Linked DNA regions of Homo sapiens: region 1 is linked to region 2. The links are chromatin loops, found by intact Hi-C in ENCODE. Cell type or tissue: HCT116. All regions are shown on one strand. Each heading gives the region's core, and the rest is flanking DNA. Links, peaks and the distances in the headings are about the cores only. Region 1 has its middle 5.6 kb from the start of TDRD15. Region 2 has its middle 5.6 kb from the start of GDF7.

What was found. A loop is a pair of places that touch in the nucleus more often than their neighbours do. Peaks named below come from ENCODE experiments on the same cell type or tissue, not always from the same donor. Only the 100,000 strongest peaks of a DNase experiment are listed, where the experiment ranks them.
Region 1: a loop joins it to region 2, with 16 times the contacts of the local background. A loop is called at or near these places in 57 of 110 quality-filtered maps.

What each region holds. Positions count from the first base shown.
Region 1 is chr2:21,116,960-21,119,875 of GRCh38, reverse strand. No RefSeq gene overlaps it. Among named protein-coding and RNA genes, the nearest start is that of TDRD15, 5.6 kb to the left of the region's middle. In HCT116, for the core only: a CTCF peak has its summit at 1,368 (motif pointing right); a DNase peak (open chromatin) is centred at 1,375.
Region 2 is chr2:20,660,129-20,663,044 of GRCh38, reverse strand. No RefSeq gene overlaps it. Among named protein-coding and RNA genes, the nearest start is that of GDF7, 5.6 kb to the left of the region's middle. In HCT116, for the core only: a CTCF peak has its summit at 1,398 (motif pointing left); a DNase peak (open chromatin) is centred at 1,384; H3K27me3 peaks cover 1,044 bases.

The DNA.
Region 1 (2,916 bases), core at 160-2,659, 460 kb before region 2:
AGCATTGTGAAGCCTGCCTTTGTAGGGCCATTGTGTCTTTTTCCATATTATTCAAATTTCTGTGAGACACACACACAAAAACAACAACAACAACAACAACAAACAAAAACACTTCATTGACCTGTACACTGAAGATGAGTGCACTTTATATATATATATGTTATACCTCATTGAAAAAAGTTTTGAAAAAGTATCTTAAAATTAACAGTATGTTTTCTGAGCATATGTGTTAAATAAGGCATATCTAGGTGAAATAATAACACATATAATTTTTTTAAGTCCTTTTGTTAAGCTTCCCAGGAATTAAGATTGTAGACCATTCTAATGGCTAGGTAGAAAATCATTTTTCAAGTCAGGTAGTCTCTAATTTTAGTACTTTATTTTTTAAAAAAAGATTGAAGAATCTAGGCAAGTACCCAATTATCAGTAAATTAATTATCAATCATTACAGGTATGAGAGCATTAGGGGTATGAGAGAAAAATATTTAAGAACCACTAAGTTATACATTCTCATGGTAACCTGAACTTTTTCCCTTACTTATCATAATCTATAAATACATGCCTATTGATATGATTATTTGATGTGTGTTTCTCCAACATCAAGTCTCATGGAAATAATACTAAGCATATTGTTTATCCACAGTGAATCTAAGTCAAAGATTCAGTAAGCAAGTGGATTACTGTGCAAGTGCTATTTGCAGTCCTGGGAGTAGATGAGATCATGCAGAAACAGATAAACAGAGAAGAGGATGGAACTCTGGAAAACAGCAGAAGATAACTCCTTTTAGTATAAAAACCGTCATTTGTCTTCGCAACTTTTCCCTTTTCCTTTCCTGCTTTGTCCCTAGAGAGCACAGTGTTTTGCACACAGAAACAATTTCAATGTTAAAATAAACTTTCTTCCCTAAACATAGTCTAAGACACAGAATACATAATTACTCTTAGGAGTATTCTTTTCAGGGCAATAGTTACCTTAGAAGACTGCACCTTGTTGTCTTCACTGTCTTGTAGAAGAAACAGATGTGAAATACTCAAGATATAGATAGTCCCATAGCCCCTTCAAGGAAGTTGCAAGTGATCTTTCCTCAGAGCCTGACATCGAAAAGTTAATTTTTTTTGTTATCACTCAGTTTAATAAATCATCTCTGAGTGCATCACGCACTATCATGTCACATGTTCTAGTCAGTGGTAAGAATGTTTTTCTTCTTGCTCCCATATCCTCTAATATGCTAAGATCAAGTCCATTTATTCTGTGTTTCTTCCACTCACTTTCTAAAACTTTAGCTCTAAATAAATTAACATTGATGACTTGCTTAGATAGTCCCTATCTGGTTGGACTTGGTTTTCTATCTTGTCAGTTTTTTATGTGGCCACCGGGAGGCAGCATGAACTTGCCTACTGATAATCTCTCTTGATGCCTGTACATCTGCAGTCATCCTGTCACTTTTTAAAGAAAGATGTCTTTTCTATTTAAGATGTAATTAAATCTCACCTTTTTTTAAAATAATACTTGGTGATAATGGGACATGGGGAAACAGAGATCATCATATGCTTGTGTTAGAATGTTAATTGGAGCAATTTGAAAATTACTTATCTGAAACCTTAAAATTGTTTATGTCCTTTGCTCTGGCATTCCCCTTCCCCACACTCACTCTCCCATTCCCAGCAATTTCTCTTTATGGAATTATTGCCATCGTGAGCAAAGACTTAGCTACAGGGACATTCAGTACAGCATGCTCATACAAACATCAACTAGAAACAATATAAATGTCCAACAAGAACACATTCTGGTCATATAATAGATAGCTCTGAGGCTGATAAAAATGATATTATTGAAATTTTTCTGAAAATGTGGTATACATATCACCAGATCTGGTCCACAAGACCATTGTAAGTGGGACATGAAAAGGAAGCATGCTTCCTTTTCACTGTATCTCTTATCTGCTCCCAGAAACAGTGTCCTGGCCTTGTGGCCTTCCTCCTAGACAGGCAGAAGGCTATGGCTTCCCATACACACCCAGGCTCTTCTCTTCCCCAACCTCCTCTAGGACTTCCTTATCCTATTCCCTCTCCAAGGCCCAGGTTTCATCCCACTCCCTTTATTTATTTATTTATTTATTTATTTATTTATTTATGTTTTAATAAAGAAAGCTGTAAAAGAATGTCATCTCCATCTGAAGACAACAACAAATCCAAATAGTCATTTATTTATTTGTTAGATTTCTCAGCAATATTTTGGAGATTTTATTATAAAGGTTTTGCACATTTTGATAAGCTTTTTCTTTTCTCAGACAGGGGCTCACTCTGTCAGCTGGAGTGCAGTGGTGTGTGATCATGGCTCACTGTAGCTTTGACCTCCTGGGCTCAAGTGATCCTCCCACCTCGGGCTCAAGTGATCCTCCCACCTCAGCCTCCCAAGTAGCAAGGACTACAGTCACATGCCACCACACCTGGTTGATTTTTAATATTTTTTTAGAGGTGGGATCTAGCTATGTTGCCCAGGCTGGTTTCAAACTCCTGGGCTCAAGAGATCCTCCTGCCTCCACCTCCCAAAGCGCAGGGATTACAGGGATGAGCCACTGTGCCTAACCTCCAATCCCTTTCCTTCCCACACAGCTCTTTCTGGTTCCCCAGCACAGCCCTCCAGGTGGTCGAGCAGCCAGCCAGCTCCACCCTCATTGCCTTCAAGCTCCTTTTCTTAATATTTCCTGAAACCCCCAGCTCTGCCCCTTCCCCTAAGCTCCTGTCTACCTTCTTGTCCTATGATGTGCTTGCCATATCTCTTAGAGAAAACCTGTCCTGATTGCTTTTTTTTCTTTTTTTTTTTTTGAGACAGAGTTTTGCTCTTTGTTGCCCAGGCTGGACTGCAGTGTAGCGATCTAGGCTGACTACAACCTCCGCCTCCCGGGTCCAAGA
Region 2 (2,916 bases), core at 266-2,765:
AAAGCATCCTCTTGAGCCCAGGCTCAGTCTCCCAAAGTTCTGGGATTACGGTTGTGCTTTCCTGTACCCGGTTGTGAGGAAGTCCTCTCTACTACTACTAGGAGAGCCACATCTCTCGAAGGTACCTTTGCTGTGGGGAGTTTGCATGTCATCTGGGAACCTACAACACTAGATTGATACTACTTAGGGAGTTAGTCTTGGATCCCGCCAGCTACAGCCATTTTGAAGCGACTGTCAGGTACGGGAACTTGGGCAAGCCCCAGCTGTAGCCTACTCAGCCTTGCCCAGGGTCTCCTGCCATACCCAGACACCTGGCCCCATGTCTGATGACAAGACAACTAAAAGATCCCTTAGAGGCAACCTACTCTACATTGTCCACATGCAGAAGCCAAGTCCCCAACAAGGGGATGTGATCAGTAGCCTGTCATTTGGCATCATAGCCATCTTCTATCCTGGGTCCCCCTGTGATCAGGGGCCTTTGTTCTCCATTGCAGCCCAGAGGGTCTTGCCTCACCTCTGCTTAGGGCACCCTGTGGGTGCAACATAATGAGGGTCAGCCTTTGCCCTCCCCTCTCCTCTGTTGGGGATGCTGGGTCCCTGCAGCCATGCACTAACTTGGAACATAAAACTGATAATCCTGAGAGTCAAGAGACCTCAATTCAAATCGTGCCTCTAAACTTGGGCTGCAAGTTCCTCACCCTTCCTGGCTTTAGACCCCAGATGTGCAGTGAGGCTGACAATCAAACGTCCACAGGGTTTGCAGTGAAAGACGGGAAGAGTGTGAGATGGGTCCACTGCCTGGGACCCAGCCAGGAGCCTGTCCTCTGTCTGGACCCACCGTAGCCTCTGGGCCTTTTGACTCAGAGCTGGAGAAAGGTTTGGAGGTGAGGAGATAGGGCTCTGGGTTAGGTCTCCCAGGGAAGGCAAGGGACAGAAGTTGATGACAACAGCCTGCAGAGCCATCCACCCTCTCTGGGTCTGGTGATGATGGACTCCTCTCAGTCCAGAAATCTGCTGCAAATGTCTCCCACAGAAAGACCTGGGACAGCAAGGTGGGAAGATTGCAGCGGGCTCTGGCTTAGCCCCATAGGATGCCCAGGGCTGGGCTTCCTGAAGCTAGAGGAATTTCCCAGGCTCAACTGGTGATACCCGGCCCCAGGTTACTCAGAGCAACAGCTCTGGCATCCACACTGGGGTCAGCCACAGCTCTGGCCCCAGGCCGCTGGGCGTGGCCTGCCCCTGTGCCCCAGGCTACCGGGAGGGGGAGGAGAGGCAACAGAGAAGAAGGGAGAAAGGTAGCTTCTTTACCAGAAGCCTTCCAAAAGGGACATCTCAGAGCCCTTGGGTTTGGGACGAATCAGGGAGGGCTGGTGGACACTGCCATCTGCTGGTTACTTGTTGTAACAGCAGTGCAGTGTTGAGGAACTTCCTACTTACTGGGAGAAGACTCAGGAACCAGTGCTCTGGGCCTCTGCAGGTGAACAAGCTCGCATGGGGCTGTAAGGTGTCCTGGGAGATGAGTGACAAGGACCATATGCTTCCATTGACCCAGGAAAAAGACTACAGTATAGGGTCATGATAAAGATCTGGCTTCCAATCCACTTTTGCTGTGTTCGAGCTTTGTGACCCTGATTAAATTAACCTCTGTCATCTTCTGTCTCTTTGTCTTTAAACAGGGACAGGGTTGCCTACTTATAAGGGGTGTGTCAAAGAGTAGATTAAATCAAGTAGGAAAAGTCCTTGCCCCAGTGCTGGCTCAGTTAAAAAAAAAAAAAATGGTGGCGTTTCATGCCATCTGGGTAAGTCCTGGTTTAACCAGTTGGAAGGCCAGCTCATCTAGCTTGTTCATTCAGTCTCCTGGGTGTGGCCACTGTCTTGGAGGCATTTCCCCTCTGTGGACTTGCTCACCATGGATTTCAGTATTCTGAATGTTCTGCAGCTGTGTCTTCAGTAGATTTTCTTGGAGACCTTTGTGGACACATGAGATTTAAAACAAACAAATAAACAAACAAACAAAAAACTACTTTTGGAAAAAAAGCTGCGGACTCTTTGTGCAATAATTTGGAATGCCCAGCCCTCCAGTCTTACTTAGATAGAGCTCAGGGTTTCTGTTCTAGACCCACAATGATTAGAGGAACCAAATTATCTGCCGCCTGGGAAGATAGGGGCTGACAGGAACAGAGTTGGAGGAACTAGAAGATGTGTCCACAGTCTAGGATATGAGACTTGCAGCCACCCCTGAGGATGACAATATTGGGAACAAATGATCCACCAGTTCCTGAAACAGAGTGTTGACCCGGAGGATCACAGGGCTGACCGGATCCTGGTGTCTGGGGATTGGCTGTCTCAGCTCTTCTGGTCCACATAGTAAAGGTGTCTGTGAGATTTGTCTGCAGGAGGCAGTCTCCGAGGCTGCCCCGCAAAGAACGAGGCACTTACAAAACTGGGAACCTGGCCCTAGGCTATGACTCCCCCATGTGCCCTCTCACCCTCATTTCCTAGGTAGCAGATCCATCCTAAATAAGGTGTTAATTTAGGGCAACTAAAACAGAGCCCAGCTAGGTTCTGTCCTCCGAGTCTTCATTCCTGGTTTGAATGAGGAGCTAGAGGACTCTAATCAAAATGCTTGTCCTCATTGCTGGGGACACAAATCTGGAAGTTAGTAAAAACACTGGGTTACAGAATCAACATCTAAAAAGTCATTAGCAAATCACTGCAAAATTGAAAGAATAATGAGATAGCACTTTTTTCCTCTCTAAATCTAGCAAAACTGAAAAATATGAAACCCGTTATTGGCAAAAGGATGGGCAAACGGGCACATCTACATATACCTTTGGCAGGAATATAAGTTCGTAGAGATTTTTCAAGAACATGGATCATGAAATACAGGCTATCTAAATTTAAAAAAAAAAGATT